Linked DNA regions of Homo sapiens: region 2 is linked to region 1. A link is a loop called in an ENCODE intact Hi-C map of the cell type or tissue named here. Cell type or tissue: CD4-positive, alpha-beta T cell. All regions are shown on one strand. Each heading gives the region's core, and the rest is flanking DNA. Links, peaks and the distances in the headings are about the cores only.

The links. Hi-C counts contacts between places; a loop is a spot of excess contacts. Peaks named below come from ENCODE experiments on the same cell type or tissue, not always from the same donor. Only the 100,000 strongest peaks of a DNase experiment are listed, where the experiment ranks them.
Region 2: a loop joins it to region 1, with 3 times the contacts of the local background. A loop is called at or near these places in 50 of 110 quality-filtered maps.

Annotation. Positions count from the first base shown.
Region 1 is chr11:133,962,674-133,972,949 of GRCh38, forward strand. No RefSeq gene overlaps it. Among named protein-coding and RNA genes, the nearest start is that of IGSF9B, 11 kb to the left of the region's middle. In CD4-positive, alpha-beta T cell, for the core only: a CTCF peak has its summit at 4,758 (motif pointing right); a DNase peak (open chromatin) is centred at 4,808; H3K4me3 peaks cover 574 bases; H3K27me3 peaks cover 227 bases.
Region 2 is chr11:134,040,684-134,050,959 of GRCh38, forward strand. It overlaps LINC02731 (long intergenic non-protein coding RNA 2731), which reads left to right. Exons shown (of 3, transcript NR_027276.1): 3 at 1-658. Among named protein-coding and RNA genes, the nearest start is that of LINC02731, 14 kb to the left of the region's middle. RefSeq lists enhancers at 4,932-5,432, 5,433-5,933, 5,782-6,981. In CD4-positive, alpha-beta T cell, for the core only: no CTCF peak of the experiment used is centred there; a DNase peak (open chromatin) is centred at 5,228; H3K27me3 peaks cover 445 bases.

The sequences.
Region 1 (10,276 bases), core at 843-8,842:
CAAGTGGGCAGCAGATGACACTCTCTCAGAACCTGTCCTGGTCATTTGTGTGTGCACAGGTATAAACATGCATCTCTACAGAGCAGAATTCTCTCATGCTGAGCCTGAAGTCCAAGTTCTTAAAGATTTGTTTGTGGCAATGTAGTAGAAATTAATGATAAAGAAACTAGAATTTTAGCTGAACTGTATTCATTTCTTGCCTGGCTGAGAAGGGAGGAGTCCTTGCCCAAGGTCGAAAGTAGACCTATAATTTAGGATAAGTTTATTTGAAAACTAGGTGGACAGCACCCTCAGCCTTACTAATCCCTCTCCTCTTTCTTCTAGGTGTTCCAGGCCAGCTCTGAACAATCTCAGAGAAAACATATTTCATTGTTGTGTGACTTAAGGTAGGACTACAGAAAGGAAGTTCATTACTCTGCATGAAATTTGTCCCATAGAACTCAGGAGCCCTATATAGATAGCCCTGCTTGTGAACTGCCCCCCAGGAACATTTCACCCACACTGTTCAGCAACTCCTCACCTCGCCAATGTCTGCATCATTAAAAATGTTGTTCTCAGGCCTCCTGGGGCTACCCTGGCCCACCTGAGTATGCCCTTGTCTGCCCATGGCCACAGGCCCCAGCTGCAAGGCGCAGTGACAGATGAGCAGAGCGAACCTCACTCAAACTCTTGGCATCCAGAAGTCTGGAAGACAGCTAGAATCAGGGCTCCACTGCACCATCCAGCTCTGGCCCCAGCAGCCCAAAGGTGTGGGTCATTCTCTTTGTCTGAGTTCTACTTCCTCCATCTGGAAAAGGGACCGTAGAAGGTAGTGGGAACTAAGGCCCAGGAGAGAAGGATCTGAAGACTCTGATGGGCAGTTTCTTTGTCACAGACTCTCCAGCAGCCCAATGTCATGGCCCTGTGATATGATACAGGAAGAAAATGAGACCTGGCTTTCTCCCCAAGGCTTGAATAGCCAGAGATTCTAGTACAGCACAGACCTTCCACAGAGGCACATGGAGTCCTGGACTCAGGCAAATGGCAACCTTGAAACTGCCAAAAGGTGGACTCGAGCAGTGGCTCAAGAAGCTGTGAGGAGTCAGCCAAGGAGCAAGCCATGCTAGAATGCCAGAAACAGACAGGCCCAGGGCCTACGCTCAAGAAGCACCAGCAGAAGGGATTCCACAATGAATGAGTAGCACCTGGACACCAGCCTGCAGTCAGCACTGTGCTAGGCCCTATGGAGAACACCAGAGTGACCAGCCACAGTCTCAGTCACTCAGGACCTTGGCACCTGGATGGAAAAACAAGGCTGACCACATGAACGGCACTTACTAAACTCTGTCTACACCATCGCAAGAGTGATGATGGCCCAGACTTGAATTGCAGTAGAACAGGACAATGGCGCCGTGGCTCATGCCTGTAATCCCAGCACTTTGGGAGGCCGGGGCAGGCGGATCACCTGAGGTCAGGAGTTCAAGACCACCCTGGCCAACATGGTGAAACCCCATCTCTACAAAAAATACAAAAAATTAGCCTGGCTTGGTGGCAGGTGCCTGTAATCCCAGCTACTCGGGAAGTTGAGGCAGGAGAATCACTTGAACCCGAGAGGTGGAGGTGGCAGTGAGCCGAGATTGTACCATTGTACTCCAGCCTGGACAACAAGATGGAAACTCCATCTCAAAAAAAAAAAAAAAAAAGAAGGAAAAGAAAATGGAGATGGTGCAGATGGTGAGGGCTGAGTGAAGGAAGTGAGGTCTGAGCTCAGTCTTCAAGAAAGGAGAGGGAGAGACGGAATGGAAGAATAAGAGACTGCCAGCCAGGAAAGCTGCTGCTCTGAAACTTGCTGAGGTCAAGGGGCTGGCCTGTGCAGCACCTAGCCAAGTGGGCATTCCCTAAAGATGTGTGGCAACCGAACGTGCGGAAGTGGCAAGGAGGTAGCCCGGCTGGTCAGTGTGTGGCACGAGGAACAGGCTTCCATGTTTAGAACAGAACTGTGTTGGGGGAGAATGAGGAAATAAGTCCACTCAGAAAGGTGGAAAGGAGGCATAGGCAAATGGGGCGAGTTGTAGGTTAATTTGGAGGGAGGTGGTGAGAAACAGGTCTGGGTGGAAGGAAATGCTGAGGAGAAAGCACCTCTCTTGGCCGAAACAAAACTGAAGCCGAGGGCACAGAAGTGGGGGCTGGAGAGAGGAAAGAGGCCCTCGCAGGGGTGTGGGGGGCCTGCGCTTCTGCTTTGGGCCTGCAGATGGATAGGCTGGGGGTGGGGGAGGAGACTGGGCCCTGGAGCCACAGCTGGAGGGCTCTAGGGGGTCTATTCTTGTACCCATTCGACCCCCAGACCTCTCATTCCCGGACCTCTCCACACTGAGCTCTCAACACCCACACAAAAGGGCCTTGTGTGGTATTACTGGAGATGCCCAATGCAGCTTTATCTCACTGCCCCCACCCTTCCCGGGAGCCTTGGCATGCACATTGCCCCAGCAGGTGCAGGGGACAGGAAGAGAGGGGCTGGGGACCAGACAGGGGGCAGAGGTCAGATGGAAACATCAGCCTGCCTTCCTCCGCTGCTACCCCGCTGCCCGGCCTCTTTCACAGTCTTCTATCCTAACCCCTCCCTTCTCTGTTTCTCTCCTCTCCTCCTCTCTGTCCCTCCCCTCGCTGGGCTTCAGAGTGGTATGGACAGCCTAGAGACAGATCCGGATTTATTCTTGGAAAACACGTCCATGGCAGAGGGTACCACAGCAACAAGTTTCCATGGTACTTGGACACAAGGCAAATATGGCACAGAGGAGAGATTCCTGGACTCTGAGTCAGAAGACCTGGGTCCTGTCCCTGCCTCTCCTCACCACCAGTGCCTCCTTAAGCAAGTTGCGTAACCTCCCTAAGCCTCGTTTTTTTACAAATGTCCAACCACTCAATCAACAGTCTGAACAAACCAACGTGTGCCAAGCACCTACTGGGAGCTGAGCACTTTACTAGGTGCAAGACAAGTAACACAAACATGGTTCTTGCCCTCACAGTACGTACAGCTAAGAGACAACAGGGTTGCTCAGAAGAATTAGTGAGCTAAGAGGTTAGTATGGCAGCCAGTCCGCAGCAAGTGCTCAAGAGGTGCTATGCACAGGAGGTCTACCAGAAGCCCAGTGAGGAGAGCGCAGCCGGACCTCCATCTGCCCTGTGGGATGTGGTTGCAATGGCCCTGACTAGAATTAGAGGGTGGTGCTTAACCTCTGACCTTGTCTGCAGCCCAGTGTCTGTTCTAGGTGGTTAAAGACAAGGGGAAAACATGAGATAGAGGATAGAGAGGACTGCCCAACCCGGCGAGGCCTGGCTGTCAAGGATATTTGGGTGTGTATGAATGAGAAGGGTGTGTTCCTGGGGGCAGGGTGAGAGGAATAAACATAATAACGGCACCTGTTTGAGAAAGGAGAGTTGATCCAGAGCCCTGACTGGGGAGGGCTCAGAAGCTGGACTCCCTCCCCACTCCCTTTCTAGGAAAGCAACTTGGAAAAACAGAGCCTGGGCCTTGGTGGTGGGCACAGCTGCCAGGGGAGCCTGGGGCAGTGGTGGGGGCGGGGTGCGTGTGGGAGGAGGCCAGTGGAGGCACTGAAAAGAGAGTCTCATGGGGAATCCGGGACAATGAGCTGATGGAAGGGGGAATATGGGGAGAAGGAGACGGAGGGGCTGGCTCTGCGAGGGCTGCTCTCCTGGCAGCTTCCCAAGGTTAATTGAGGGGCACCGAGCAGCCTCTGCAACATTCCAACAAGAGGGAGGCTGGTTTGAAAAGAGCATTTGCTGTGGGGAGAAGGGGCCTTTCTCTGCCCTGGGCTGCTGTCCCTTTGTGGAGGTTCTTTGAGGCATGAGCCCTGTGAAAAAGCAGGGACTGAGGAGGGGCCAGGGTGGATGGTTCACCATTCATCATCCAGGCCAACGGGCTGCTCTTGGCAGAGAAGAAGGGGTCAGTGGCTGGTTCAGCCACCCTCAGCCCTGAAATGATGGTAGCTGGGAAATCTCTGTACACGGAATTCCACCGAGTCTGACTCTAACATGATTTATGGGCATTTAGAGAAGGGCACGAAGGAAGAGAAGGGGAGGAGGCTGAGTATCAGCTGAAGGACAGGCAGGACAGGCAGTGCCCTTGGGGGGATCAGGAGTTGGCAGTGTAGAAGAAAATGTTGACAGTTTTTCAGAGACCTGTGTCTAGGTTGAAGGGTTTGGCATAATCAGAAATGCCCAGGCTTTTACCATATGGTGTGCTAACATAACTAAAACCCACGTGTTTCCACAAACACACACACAAGCAACATGCTGCACACACAGACATTGTAGGAACACACACACGTATGCAAAATCACACGTACAGAGGTCCACACACCAATGTGGGCCCTCCTGCGCACACACTCACACGCAGAATCTCTTCAGATAACCACACATATGTTATCTTCACCATCTGCTCCCTCTGGAGCTGCTCGTATGTGCAAGTGTGTGCCACATCCTCACGCATCGCGAGGCTAACGTGGGTTGTGTGCAGGTAGGACGCGTGAACACACGTGTTCATGTGCAGGTGGGCCTCGTGCTCTCCCACACCAGAACTCCTGGCATAGACGTACCCAGGACACCCTTCTCGTCTTGCCTAAAGCAGGTCCCAGGGAGACTTGTCCCCCCATACCCACCTTCTCCACCCCTGCTCCGGTCCCAGCGTCCAGGCTGCCGATGCCTCACGCAGTCCCGGCCTCCGGGGCACCCCCGGGTCCCACCCGCCCGGGCTACAGGCGCTGGGGAGCGACCGTCAGCAGGTGGCGCCGGCGGGAGCCTCGCGGAACCGACTGGCAGAAGGAGGACAAATCCGGTTTCCGCGCGGAAATGCGGCCATGCCGGCTAGTGCCTAACCCTCCTCACTGTGCTGAGACCGAGCCCCGGAATGATCTACCGAGACCACCAGGCCAAAGAACGCCACTCCCAAGAGAGAAGAGACAAAGGACAAGATCCTGCCCCTGGGAGGAGACAAGAGGCGCAAGATCAGGGACAGGAAAGCGGCGGGGAGCAACGAACCTCTTCTGCGGGGTCAGCCAGGGGCCCGGGTGTGTGTGCTTGTGTTCCGTGTGCACCTGGCTCAGTGTCTGCATGCACATGTGAGCGCTGCACCCTCATGCAGGGCGCTACCCGTGTGTCAGTGGATATGGAAGAAGGAGGTGTGAAAAGCTTTGAGGACACAGGTGTGTGTGCGTGCATGCGTGTGTGAGTGTGTGCATACGTCCCTGCGTGTCTGCACATACGGCTGCGTACAGGGCGACTCACGGAAAAGGTAAAGATGAAGCCAAGAAAACTAGACCTCACAACTGCAGTACAGCCAGCACCCCACAGACCACAGTCGTTAGCCTCCCCCACATACTCCCCACACCACGCACACTCCAGGGACACACACTCGCACACCACCCACGCAGACAGGTGCTGTGCCACCCCATAGAGACCTGCCACCCACACACTTTCTCACATACACGCAGGCCAGTAGAGAACCTAGAGATGCATACAGATACAGCAACGGCACACCGGCTGTGTGTGCACATGCACGCGTGTGCACTCACACACATGCTGCGCTGTACCTGTAGATCCGTAGTGCCCCACACGCCCAAGAAAGGGAGAGAGGTTTAGGATGGACAGATGACTCTCATCCTGTAAAGCACCCTGGTTTCTGAGCCTCTGGAAATCAGAGAGACATGTGGCATCAGAAAGCCCCTTGTCTGAGGATAGGGGTGCAGGGGAGTGAACAGAGAGCCTTGTACACACACACCCGTGTGCCCCAGGCTGGGGGCAGTGGTGGTCCAGCCGAGTCCTTCAGCACTGTGGACAGCGCCTCCATAGCAGGGCTGCGAAGCCTGGAGCAGTTCTCAGAGGTGCAGGACACCAGAGGCCGCTTACCTGCATCCAGAAGACCAGCTAAGTCAGATATATTCAAGTCCAACCCTGTTGACCCAGGAGTCTTATAAACAGGGGTTGAAAATACCTACCTCTCAGGGCTGTCGGGATGATCAAATGACTGGAGACCATACAGCACCCAGCACTGTGCCTAACATGTACTAGAGAACACTGTCAATATCGCTAACAACCACTCTGGCTCCCAGCCCCAGGCACTTCCAGGCCAGGAGATGAATAGTCTGTGCAAAGCATATTGATTTCCTTGGTGACACAGCATTGCCATGTTGCGGGACCATAAGCCAGGAGATCTGGGTTCATGCCCCAGTCTTGCCAAATTTTTGAGATGTAGGCAGGTTACTCACCCCATGTGAGTCTCAGTTTCCTGTCTACTAACCTGGAATAATCACCATAATAATACTAACACATATTGAGCTTCGTGAACGCCAAGTCCTGTTATAAGCACTTTACAAAGATTAAATCCTTGAATCCTCATGACATTAAATGGAATGATCTGTTACTATCCTCACTGTATAGAAGAATAAACGAAAGCACTTGCCTAAGATCACACCAATGGTAGGAGTAGAAACTGAATTGGAACCCAGGCAGCCCGCCTCCAGAATCTGTATTCTCAGCCATGACACTGTGTGACCTCCTTCGTGGCATGCCGTGTGCATCCAATGACGTCATGGGTCTAAAAGGAGCTTGAGGACTGCACAGCATTATACGAATGTTAGGGTATATTGTTATGCATCCCAGCCTAGCTCATGTATGAGTAATTGTGCAAGGAATGAGAACCGAAATGAATACAGGAAACCGGGTGGGGACGGGTGCCATCTGGGACTGGCGCATCACACCAAGAAGGGAGAAATGGGTAGAAGATGGGCCAAGAGGGGTGGGCAGGCATATGCACCCTCGCATGGCTTTTGACTCTCTCCTTAGTCAGTCCGTGACTAGCTAAGAGGTCAAAATAGTTTCTAGAAAATTAAGAAGATAATTTCAAGTCACCCTGAAATCCTTCTAATCCTTCTCTTAATTATAACTTTTGTCTCACCTGACATCTCTCTTCTCCTTCCAACCCCTAAAGCTGTATGCTGTCCGTTTATCCCTCTGCTCCTCCCGTCACCACCCCTCAACCACCTTCCCTCATGTGAAACCCGTCACCAGGTCTGTGACCTATCTGAGAATCACTATGCTAGGAGGACCGGTGTTAAGCCGAGTCATCCTAGGACAGGTCCCAGAAGGACAGTCAGGAGGGTTCTGTGGATTCAAGAAGGTACTTCTGATGTTTCAAAGTAGTTCTTGGATGTGGAGACCGAGAACTACTTTGCAGATTACTTTAGGCAAAGGAGACCTCTGGGCACTGCTAGGTCCCCGACCAGCCTCATCCTATGACCTGCTGCTTTCTGTAGAAGGTTCTCTGATGCTCAGAATGGAATCATTTCACTTACATAAGCACACACCCCATCTTTTTGGAAGCCCCATACCTCTCATGCTTGGTTGGCTGCTGTGCAGGGCAGAACAGTCACTGGCCAGGGACGGAGGGGCTTTCAGACCCTCATTTTACCCCATCTCCTATGCTGTCCCAATCTTCCTTTTCTTCCCAGAATCCCAGGCAGTCTTCCCAGCCCTGAGCTGGTCCCCCTTCCTTCCCCTCCTTGCTGATGAATCTGTTAGGACAGAATTCTTCCCTTGTGCTCCTCACGCTGGCAAATGATCTCAGGCGTTTAACAGCAATGGCTGTGAATCTGTCACCATTAGCAGTCAGTGAAGGCACCCAAGCACTCTGCTCTCTGTTTTGTTCTTACTCGTTTTCTGTCTCCTGTCATGTTCCCCTCCTGTTTCCTGAACCTGCGCCCCCCGACCCTCCACTGCCTAAGAAAGATGCAGCTGCTTCTCTTCCAAAGCCCATAGAACAAGAGTCTTAAGGAGCCTCAGAACAGCCCGGGTTTTCAAGAACGGTCATTTGGTCCTTCCATCTTCACTCTTCACTCACAGCAGAGATGGCCCCACTTCTCTCCTACCCTACCACAGGCAGGCGGGATGCCAGGCACTCAGGCTTCCCTGTAGCAGCCCCTGCCCTGAGCTGGTACTACCTGCTTCCTGACATCTCTCTGGGTTTCCACCCCCTAAAGCTCTGTTTCTGTTCCGCCAAACCAGGCTCATGGACCACCGGTGTCAGGATCACCTGGAGCACATGATAAGAACTCAGCTTCCGGACTTCACCTCAGATGCCCCCAGACCTGCTGAATCACAGCCTGGAAGCAGGGCCCGAGAGTAGAGCCTCTGCAAAGCCCCTGAGGCTCAGGCACAGCTTGGGGAGCCACGGCCCTTGTAGGAGCAGGGACCATACTCCAAACCACAAACCTTCTCTCCAGATGACCAGGTGTCCTCAGACACACACAAGCTCTGTGACCTGTTGCTAGAGGAACCCCTGTGCTGGCCGAGCTGGGCCTGAACTGTGAACCAGGCTCTGCCAATCACTCATTATGGGAACCCTAGCAAGTCACCTTGCACATGTGCCTCCATTTCTGCAGCCACAAAGTGGGGCTTGATACTTGTTATCTCGTCTCATGATTATGATATAAGGTTCAAAGGAGAAAAGAAAAATGGAAATTTGTTGAAAGGCAAGTTGAATAAATGACGTGTGATTCTATTATCATGTAAGAGACGCCTGGTGGTGAAAGACACGGTGTCTGTCAGGAGATGCTGTTCCCATCACGCTGTAGACCAGCAAACAAGCAGCGTGGCCTCCACCCCAACACTCCCTGTGGGCTTTTCTCGGAGCTTGTCCTGAGCCCAGGAAAGGAAAGGAGGCTGTGCTGGGCATCAAGCACTCACATGAAGAGTCCCGGAACCTGCTGAATGAGGCTTTGCTCCGCCCACGCTGCCCCCATCTGCCCACAGGCCTGCAGCCCCTACCAAGAGCAGTGGGCCCAGCCCTCTGCATCGGCTCCTCTCCCTCTAATTACTCTTCACACACTCTGGTGCCAGGCCCTCCAACCAAATTACAATTGATTCTTCACTCCTCTTGGATCAATGCCATCGACCCTGGAGCATGGAGGACAAACCCAAACTCACCCTCTAGGAACCAATGGCCCAAGGCAAAGCCCGGCAAGAGACCTGCACGTGCAAACTTGGAATGTGCATGCACACATGTATGCACATGCACACACACACATGCATTCATCCCCTTGCCCAAGAAGCATATGGATCAGCATGCACACACAATGCACCGGGCCACATATGGGTATCCACATGTAGACACATACATAGCTTGATATAGACAGACACTTTCATGCATGTCTACATGCACGTACACAAAAAGCACACAGGCCCACTCATATGCAGGGGTACAGACGCATGCCATTGGCTAGAGAAGAGGACACTCTGAGGCTCACAGGAAGCATGCTCTGGCCAAGTGAGGAGCTGGATTCTAGCCCATCCCAGCCCCCTCCCCGGCTGCTCTCCTAGCTCCACGTGTGAGCACACCCACCATCAGTTACGGTGGGAGGGGCCCGGCATCCTGCGACACACACCTCCGAGCCAAAACTCCTCTGCCGTTGTGGAGGCCTGTGGCGTGCCCTCCCCTGCAATGGACCCTGCCCCATCATCCCTTTGGGGTGTTGGAGAAATGCCCAGCCACTTCTCCACCAGACAAAGCCCGTTATAACTCAGCTGGGCTCTCTCTACACCTCAGTCCTCAGAGGAGCTTGGAGTGCATCTGCACCTGAGGCCCCAAACCATTGGAAAGGAGGTGCCAATCCCTACAGATGCCAACACAGAATGACAGCCACCAGCTCACTCCCCTCCCACACAGAATGGGAACATGAATGGCAAGTATAGAGGAGAAAGAAGACAGAGCAGGACCAGCCATCCAATACAGCCCGAGCAGACACCCAAGGCCTCAGACTCCACTGCTCCTTTCCTTATGGTCAAATTCTCTACTCCCCGCCAATGGCCAATGGCTTCCTGCCAGGCACATCTCCAGGTTAAGTCACAGAAACACAGAATATCAGGAGAAAAGCTCTGGGAGATCCTCGAGTCCCTCCAGCCCACATTCTCTCGGTGCCCAACTCTCCTTAATGACATTCCCAGCAAGGGACTGTCCCTCACACCGAACATACCATGCCCAAGGACACCGGAGGAGCAGAGGCCTCATCACAGAGCCGGTTCTCTGCCGAACAGCTCTAGAATTCTCTCTAAAGAGAGTAAAATCTCCCTCCCCAGAATGTTCACCGGTTGGCATGAAGTGGAAGGAAAGCCATTTCAATAATAAACGGTTGGTCTGCAGCTTGTCTGAAGGAAGAGCCACTGTTTGGCATTTCTGCTCACAGTTCTCAGTGCGAGGCTCTGCAGCGCCTGAGGGTGAGACCTG
Region 2 (10,276 bases), core at 1,388-9,387, 79 kb after region 1:
CCAAAGCACACACCATCCTCCCACAGAGCCACTAATGCAATTAACAAAACACATTCATAAATCTTGCATGGCGTCCGGAGCTGTCTCCTCTCCCTAAGCACAAAGGCCAGCTCCAGAGATGCTGTGCAGAGAGCTGTCTGACCTCTCCAGCGTCAGGGCCCCCTGAAAAGTGCAGCATAACCCTTAGTAGGACAGAAAGACCATTGTCTTCTGCCAACCATTACAAAGTGGAGTGGGGCTGGGGTTAGGAAACACAGACAAATCAGAAGAGGCTGAGAAGGCGGAGATGAAAGTGCATAGGTGTTTGCAGGGAGCTGGGGAATAGTTCGTGCCTTCCAAGCTCAACAAGAGAGCATTCAGCAGAGACCAGAGAATCACCACTTTTGGAGGGTGATTTTACCTTGTGAGAACAGAGCACAGGGTGTGTGGGACCCAGGGCATCTTCGGCAATGCGGGCGTGACTTGGCGGGATGTCGGTGTTTGTGTTTGCATGTGTGTGTGCGTGCGTGCATGCTCAGTCTGGAAAACTGGTGACTCACTAAAACACCGAGCTTTCTGATCTGAAGAGCTTATATTCGGCTATTTTTAGCTCGTCTTGTCTCTTGGCCCTTTTTTTCCCCTTGTCTGTTTTCAAATGTAGAGGAGTCTGGAGACCATGAATGCCGTGTGTGTGTGTCTGCTAATTTAGAGCTTGGGCCCAGAGGTGGGTACCCCTGAAGGTGCAGAGATGAAGGCACGTGGGGTGTATGTGTGTACAGCAGGGACACACTGACACAGACAGGGTGCACATGCTCTTATTCTGGCATGTACACACGCGTACCATGCATACGTGCAAGCAGGAGTGAGGCCAGAAACGTCCCTGGAAACTCCGGCCTACACTCTCTTCACGTGGGTTGGTGTACAGCTACCCACTATGCATACTTCACAAGTATAACTGCCTCCCCACCCCAGCCCCTGCCTCACACGACCCAGGTGGGCACACTCTCATGAGGCACATGGCCACAGGCACAGTCTGGGCCTATCTTGGGGAATGGCCCCAGCCCCTGTGCCTTGTTTCTTCTCTGTTCAGCCACTCTTCCAAAAATTATGACTTCTTCTCAAGAAGGCCTTTCTCTGCTGGTTGGCAATAGGAAACACGAAGTGCCAGCTTCTGCACTTGGCTTCTCCTGGGACTCATTCAGCTGATCCCACCTGCCCACCACCATTGGCCGAGACCGCCTCCCCAGTCCAGTGGTCATCCAGCTACAGGGGGTCTGGCAACTGCTTAGAGAGGCCAGGCAGGGGTCAATGCTGTGTGAGCTCCGTTCCTCTAGCCGGGAGAGAGGGAGAAAGGAGAGCGAGCTCGGATTGCCATCTGCCTAGGTGCAGTGTGGGGCAGGCGGGGAGCGGAGCTCGGACTGCCGTCTGCCTAGGTGCAACGTGGGGCAGGCAGGGAGCGGACAGCACTCTTCAAGGCTCTAGAACGCTGGTGGGTTCCTGGACCTTGACTCTGTGTGACAGGACTGTGTATGCAACCCAGTGTCAAGAGCAGAAATGCGCAAATGCTGCCTATGACCAGTGCCTCAGTGATGCGGCACGCCTGGGAAAGGGCACCCACAGCCTCTCTTTCCACACAGCACACATGCTGTGCACTCACGCACAGCAGCACGTGCCTGCATGCACACACTCTTAGAAGCCTGCGTGAGAGAGAACACGAGCCTTCGTTACTCCAGACACCAAAGCAAGCTCTGAGCTGCATCATCCCTCAAGTCTGCAGTTTAGGCATGGCTCAGAGGCCCCAGCCAAGGCGGCCAAAACCCAGCCATGTGTTGCTCCTTAAGCCATGTCTTCTGCTGAGAGTCTGCGTCAGCCCAGAGGAGGGGCCCTCGGTCTCCCTTGCCTGCCGGGAGGCCCTGTGGTTCCTGGTGTCCAGTGGGCTCAGCGTCACGTCCTGGAAGGAGCCACTACCCGCCTACTGCCCCACTGCATTCCACTCCACACACATTTGGGGATCCAGCGCTCTGTGCAAGGCACTCCATGTCATCATGATGAAGGAGGACCAGCCGGAGTCCCCACCCCCAGACCCCTGCCCCAAGATAGGCTGGCACAGAATAAGATGCCTGCACAATTAGCCATTGCAGGACTCGTCACCCAGGGTGTGTGTGGTCATGAGCCACGCAGAAGGGATAATTCTCTCTTCCTCCTGGGGCCTGGGGGCCTTCACAGAGAACAGGACAGGGGCTTTTGCCTGGGCCCTGAATAATGAACAGATCTCCCCAGGCCAAAGAGGAACTTCTCAGGCAGGGAACTGGCCTGCATGAAGGTGTGGGATTGGGAAGCGTGGACAGGGGCTCGTGGGGAGAAATCAGATCTTGCCAGCAGACAGACTGGAGCTCAAGCCTGCCTGACTTGCCTCCGGTTCTGTGGCTCTTGCCTGAAGGAGAAGTGATTTTGAATTATCTACCTCTCTTCTTACCCCACATGGAAGGAAAAAGTCTTTTTATCTTGAAAGATCTGGACTCCTTCTGCCTTCTGAGCATCTGTAAGATGGAGATACTAATAGGGCCTTCCCTATAGAGATATTTTGAAGATTAAATGAGAGACCTCATGGAAAGCTGTTAGCACAGAGCTGAGTAAGTAAGCATTGTCATTAGTTATTATTATCCTATTTTATAGGCTACCACAGTGATTCTCAACCGATTTTACCCCTCAGAGGTCATTTGGCAATGGCTGGAGACATGTTTGGTTGTCACAACTTGCAGGAGTGGGAGGGAGGCTGCTCCCCGCCCCTGGTGGGTAGGGCCAGGGTGCTGCTAAGCACCCACCATGCACAGGGCAGCCCCCACAGCAGAGCAGAGCCCCCCCAGAATGCAGAGAGCACAGAGGCTGAGAAGGCCTGGGCTGGGGGGTTTCACCTTCTCCTGAAGACAGTGCGGTGACCACGATTTTCAAGCAGGGAATGACATCATAAAATCTAAGTTTCAGAAAGAAAAATCTGGCAACATTGTGACATGTCTAGAAAGCTCAGCCAGGGGCACTGCAGACCTGCAGATGAGACCGGGGGGAAGGAGGGCTGGGTCTGCAGCAAGACCAGGAGGCCGCACATTGGCAAGAAGAGAGCAGGAGAACCTGCTGAGGGCTAGAGGAAGGAAGGGACAGGCCTGGGGCCACTGGAGGACCCTAAAGTTTCCAGCGCATGGACCTGAGCAGATGGTAGTGCCGCCTTTCAACAGCATAGGAAGAAAAGACTCCATTTGGGAACTGTGTCCTCCAGGGCCCAGGTTGGGGGAAGCTCCTCCACCAACCTGTACGTGAGCCATGCCCCTCCAGTCCATCTGCTCCCACTCAAGGGGGGACCACCCTTCAAGAGACCCTCACCCAGCCCATCAGTGCCCAAGAGAGGCAGGCATCCAACTGCACCATCTCCCTCTCCTTCCCCATGCAGCTCCCTCTGAATGATGATCAGTGAGGCCCTGCAAGACAGCCTCCCGAGGCCGAGCCACCGAGCTACAGGACGAAGATGATCTTTCTGGGCTCCTGATGTCCAGACCCTGTCTTGTCTTTCAGCATGTTCAGAATACCTGTGGCTGCTGTGGGCAGAGAGGAGGTACCGGGGAAGTCCTGGCAGACTTATCTATCGGCAGAGAGACTGAGTCTCCATGCCACCCCAATTCCCCCTGCCCTTTTGACTGAGCTCTGAACACAAGTTAGAGGAGCTGGGGGAAAGCTCCAAGCAGTCAATACATCAACCAGTGAGCACGTGACATGTCCTGTCTCGTGCTCAGCGCTGGGGAGGACATCCCCACAAATATCACAGCTCAAATTCACTGGTTGGGAAGGCAAGACTCACAGGCAGAGAAGAGTCAAAAAACTATTAAAGAGGCCCCTGGCATAGTCTGAGGAGCCCTGGATAGAGGTAAGACCAGAGTTCTATCCCCAGGCCTCAGGCCTGAAGCAGGTCCCTGTACTTCCAAAAGCTCCAGCTACACCAAGTTATAGACAACTTCTCATGGCCTGGATTGTGGATGGCAGTGGCGCATCTGATTGATGGGTACTGATGCCTGGAGCACTGTGCTGAGGAGGAATCCGAGGCAGCAGCAAGTTTAGTAGGACTGTGATGGCCAACCGGCGAGGCGAGCGGTAGGTGCCACCGGGATGTCATGGGGATGTACCTCCTGCTTATTAACCCTTCTGGTTAAGAGCAACTGACTGGAGCCATTTCTAAGGACTCCTCCAGCTCCCAAATGGGATAATTCTATGATGGAAACGTTACATTTCAAGGCACTGGCTGGAGCAGAATAAGGCAAAGCAGGAAGAGATCTGCATGGGTTGGGCTGATCAGGGAAGGCTTTGGGAAGGAGGCGGCACTTTAGTGCGGCCTCAAGGTGGGGGAGTGTGAGTAGCTGTACCGGAGGTGGGAGGACGTTTATGTGCATAAAACTGGGGCTGAGCATGGGCTGTTCTTGGTACAGGAGGGAGGCGGCTAGCATCGCTGGAATGCGTTGTCTGTGTTTGGGGCAAGTATGATTACATATGGGAGAGCACACTGCCTGAGAGCTTCCCACATTGAAGCCACAAGCAAAGATGACGTTCCATGCATGCTGGCTTCCAGTCCTCACAGCTCGTCTTCAAGGCAAATGCTCTTCCCAGCCTTCCCTAGCATTCTGTGACTTGCTCAGGGCTACCGCTGGCAGGTGCGAATCCTGCATTCAGCCTGGGCAGTGCGGTTCTGATGGCTTCGGGCATAACTTCTCTGCTCTGGTGCCTTCTCTACTCTTAGAAGCTGACCAGTAAGGAAACCCAGCAATGCAGTTGAGACACCATGGCCGGATCTGTGGATTCTAGGGACCAGGAAGAGGCAGGAACAGCTGTAGACTGAGGAAGGAGGGCCTTGCTTGAGCCATCAGTCACACAAACAGATCCAAGCAAAGAACAGGGCAAGGTGGACACAGATCAAAGATGGGCACTAAATGCCACTGGGTTAGGGCTTGCTTTAGACCCCCCCAAGTCCTACATAATCTACTGGAAACAACAAAAAGTGTCCCAACCCTCTGGGAATAGGCAAGAAGGTGTGGGAGGTCATGAAATTCCAGGGACGTGGGGCTCAGCCTGTGAGGATGGGAATAGAGCCTGCCATGGTCTTAACACCAGCCCAGAGGCAGAAGGCAACTGTCTAAATAAAGATCTCATTTCAGACAAAGCTTAACCCTGCCTTTGCCCAGGCCCGCAGCCTCCAGCTGTCTCCACGCTGTCCCTGCCTGGCACCTGGTGGTGCGCTGGGGAACTTTCTCCCTCCTTCACAGCCCTCTCTCCTTCCTTTCTCCTTACTGGGTTCACAGACAGCTCCAGCCTCCACTCAGCTTGGCCTCTCAGTTCGACGGCACGCAGAAGATGCTGCTGTGCGCCGCCCTGCCCCAGGCTCCTGAGCAGGGGAAGGTGCTGTCGTGCGCCGCCCTGCCCCAGGCTCCTGAGCAGGGGAAGGTGCTGTCGTGCGCCGCCCTGCCCCAGGCTCCTGAGCAGGGGAAGGTGCTGTGTCTCGTCTTGCTTTCTTCACCTCTCCCACCACCCTGGTCCCCACCCATCCGGGGATGGATCCGAAACCAGCCCGGGTATGAAACTCTCCGGCCTCTCTCCCAAACATCCTCGTGCCCCTGCTCCCCTTGCTCTGGTCCCACTCCATCTCAAGCCCCCTCTGCAGTCCTCCCTTCTGGTTTCTCCCTCTGGCCTCCGGGAGGCCTCTGGTGCCCGCACAACTTCCTGGCATTGAGGAAGGACCAGAGCTGTAACGTGGGGCTGGAAGGTCCCAGAACCACCAGCTAGTCCTGCCCTGCCAGCCTCTCCTTGTTAAGCTCTCCCTCCTGCTGTTCAGTCTATGCTCGACGACTAGAGGCCTGATTTTGAAACTCTCTTTTGGGGCCACTGGGTCAGGCCAGCCCTCCTCACTGTCAGGAAATGTATCCTCATTTCTTACCTTAATTTCTCAACCGCAGCCGTTCTTTCTTGCTCTGAGAAGTCACCCGGCGTGATGCTGCGGCCATGCTACTCCTCAGCGCTCTGCTTCCCAACCAAAACAATGCTCCTTCTCATCTTTTCCAAAGCTTCCGGCCCCAGCAGTTCTCGGACCTGGGGTAGTTTCCTCCCCGCAAGTAACAAAGGAGGACAAGCCCCAGCTTCTCTAAGATGCCTTCAGCTGCCTGGAAGAGGCCTGTGGAAGGCCCTGCAACTCTCCGCAGACCTCTGGGCATTGCTGCTGCTTCTCAGTGCCCCTCGTCCCCTCAGCCAGGTGAGTCACCATCATCCTCGCTCCTCCCAGACCCGAAACCTCTCCTCTCCCATCCTTCCTTCTCTTTGTATCTCTTTCCGTTTAAACACGCGAACGAACGCGTGTCCACACACGCATATCATTTCGGGCCCTATCTGGAGCTGTCATTGACAGAACTCAAATTGTGATAGGCAAATTGGCTTCAATGTCAGAGACAGGAAACCCAGTATGCATCTCCCGGTGCCTGGAGAGCGAGGAGATAAGAGAGCAGAGATGGGCTGCCTCGGCCAGCAGCACCGGAGCAGGGACGGTAGCCAGGGAAGCAGGTCTTCTGCGGCTCCGGCTCAGGCACCAGAGTCCTGAGTGCTGGGGACCCTGGCTTGATTCTTACCCCCAGCGTGATGTGGGATAACAAAAGGAGGATGGAGCACCTCCGAGATGCACTGAGCCCTTCCCGAGGGCTTCTCTAAGACAACCCAAGTTCTTTCCTAGCGGGAATCAGACATCTACAGCAGGGACCCTTAGCCCCCAGATGCCACATCCTACATGTAGGGCCGGTCACTGCCCTGGCAGTTAGGAGGGGACGGGTGAGAGCTGCTGCCGAAAAGAGGAGCAGCCGTTCCAATGCCATCATACCTCTGCTTGTCCCCGTTACATAAAGCTCCAGCTGACTTGGCGTAATGACTAAGAAAACTTTCCAAACTTTCCGAAGACAGTTGGTGATCCTCTACCCTCCCGGTGACTGGTGAGAACTACCCCCACAGAGAGCCAGCAGAGAGGAAGGCTCCCAGCTCCGGGCCCTGACTCATCACACACACAAACACTCCCCAGCACTCTTTCCCAAAACAGTTCCCCTCCCACCCATCCACCCTCCTACCGGGGCTGGGTGACAAAAATGAACGCCCCAGAGATCTTGCCAAGTTCTGGGCCACGCTCAGCCCAGGGAACACGCAATTCCCCGTAGAATGGGAGGAGCAGGCCCCGCCCCCTCTGGAAGCAAACAATGTCCATTGGAAGGAAACGACCACCTGACTCTACAATGATCACTGTACTGTTTTCCAAATACCTTGGACCACTCTCCCCCAAGAAAGAGTTCAAAGCTCTATAATCATAAAATATTAGAGCTTAAGGCAATCTTAAAGGTCATCTGTAGCGCCTCTCCCCTTCCCTGCTTCCATGCATCTACACGTGGATTCATTTCTTTATCTATCTGTTCATCAGATAGCCACTCAGTTCCTACAGTTTGCCCATGTGCAACGCACGCACTGGAGGCCTCACAGACGCACTGTCTCCTCAAGGCGCTTGTCATCTAGTGGGTGAGAAAGCAAGTGACAAGGCGTTGGAATAAGTAGGACAGGCACTGTGGTAGGAAGAGTGCATGTTCTAGAAGCACCGAGAGGGCACGTCACCCCCACCTTGGGGTAGTGGGGGGAATTCATGGAGACTTACTGGGAGATATTATATATATCTATGTATATGTACATAATAAATATAAAAATGTATTATAAGTAAATATATAAAATATAAACAAAAATATAAAATATATAAATATATATTATATAAAATATACATATATATTTTTTGAGACAGAGTTGGGCTGGAGTGCAGTGGCACAATCTCGGCTCACTGCAACCTCTGCCTCCTGGATTCACGCAATTCTCATGCTTCAGCCTCCTCAGTAGCTGGGACTACAGGCACACACCACCACGCCCAGCTAATTTTTGTATTTTTAGTTGAGATGGGGTTTTGCTGTGTTGACCAGGTTGATCTCGAACTCCTGGCCTCAAGTGATCTGCCTGTCTCAGCCTCCCAAAGTGCTGGGATGACAGGCATGAGCCACTGTGCCCAGCCTGGGAAAAATTATATTTAAGTTGAGCTATAAAAAATAAGGAAATTCCTTTTCAATCAATAAGAGGTCTGCTCATCACTCAGTACGGCTAAAGCATAGTGTCAGGCACACTGCATGATGATGAATCGAATGTAGTGTCCACACATAGAGTTTAACGCCTAGTGAGGGACATACAGTAAAGGTACGCATGACTAGAATATTCTATGCTCCCAATAGAAAGAAAAATGTTCAGGGATGGCCATCCCAAGTGCCCTGACTTAATCATCACACATTATATACATGGATCAGAATATCACATGGTCCCCAAAATATCTACGATGTATGAAAAAACCAGAATATACCTCGAAGCACCAGATAATGCTCCTAAAAGAAGGATCTGTGGAGTCCCAGGGAGGGTTTCAGAGAGGATGAGGGAAGTTCCCAGCTGGAAAGACTTGCAAAAGCCCCATGGAAGAAATCTGAGTTCACCTTCAGGATGGCTAGGATTTAAAGGCACAGAGGGAGAAAGAAGGGCATTCTGAGCAAAAGCCATGCTACCAGCAAAGTGGAAGAACCAGTGCCGTCTGGGGGAAGAAGGATACACCAGTCTGACCGAGGCACACGACAGGCAGTCGGGGCAGACGCGGCGTGAACACAGGCAAAGTCTGAGGACGCTCTGAAATTGAAAGCCAGGCCCTGCAGTTTCTCAAGGTCACAGAGTGAGGAGAAGAGCAGGACTTCCGACGTGAACTGCAGTGCTCCTTCACAGATGACAGATGGCACTTTTCCCCTTGTGATGCTTTGGCCCCTCCCTGCTGGAGGAACCCTGTGGCTGACTCCTCCCCTCCCCAGGGGGTCTCTGGATGCAAAGCAAGGAGACCCCAGGCTAACAATCCAGGCTGTTCTACTCTGGCTTTTGCATTTTTTTTTTTGGATAAGTACGTGGCCAGGCAAGGTGGCTCACACTTGTAATCCCAGTACTTCCAGATGGGGAAGCAGGAAGATCGCTTGAGCCCAGAAGTTTGAGACCAGCCTAAGCAACATAGTGAGACCTCATCCCTACAAAAAATTTTAAAAATTAGCTGGAAGTGGTGGCACACACCTGTGGTCCCAGTTACTTGGGAGGCTGAGGAAGACGGATCGCATGTGCCCAGGAGTTCAGGCTGCAGTGGGCTGTGGTCGTGACACTGCACTCAGCCTGGGTGACAGAGCGAGATCCTGTCTCTAAAACACAATCAATCTATATTTTTAAAACTCTTTTGAAGAGGGCAGCAAAATCCACCCCACCAACTGAACTAGGGTCGCACCCTGGCTCCTAAGCAGCCCAGTGTGAAATATTTGGAACTCTTACGGCTGTTCTTTCTTCTTCCTCATCTCCACACAAATACACTAACCTACGGCTTTCAGTCTTAGCCCTTTATTGCTTTATGTACATGCCCGGCTCAGGGCTTACATCCATCTGGGTATCTCTGCTTAAGACTGCAAGTTCTTAAAATACCGGGATGCTGCCTGTAATCCCAGCACTTTGGGAGGCTGAGGCGAGAGGATCCCTTGAGGCCAGGAGTTCGAGACCAGCCTGTGCAACACAGAAGACACTATCTCTACAAAAAATTAAAAAATTAGCTAGGCATAGTGGCACATGCCTGTGGTCCCAGCTACTCCGGAGATTGAAGCAGGAGGATCACTTGAGTGAGGGAGGTGGAGGCTCCAGTGAGTCGTGATCGTGCCACTGCACTCCAGCCTGGACGACAGAGCGAGACCCTGCCCCCTCGCCAAAAAAAAAATACTGGGATGCTATACACAAAATTGCCTTGAAAACTTGAGCACGGAACACCAAACAGCTAAGCGTGCCGGTTTGGGGAGGGCGGGGGAGGAATAAGGAGCTGCAACGGTAAGAGGCCGCCACACGGTGGCGCAGTGAGGCTGGGAAACGGTGCACCCCGCGCAGGAGGGGGCACTCCCCGTCGCGGCCACCCGGGGTGGGCAGGAGGCGGCGCGGGCTGGCTGGTCTCTCCCGAGAAGGTTCTCTCCCGAGAAGGGTGCGTCTCAGGGCTTGTCAGTGGACCCCTGGAACATGGGGAAGACGCACAGACAAGGGTTTCGCTCTTTGCTCTCCTCTCTCCTTGTCAGACCTCTGTGACCAAGAGAGGCCCAGGGGCACCTGAAGGCCACCACGGTTGTATCCTGCTCTGAGAACCCATCCCTAG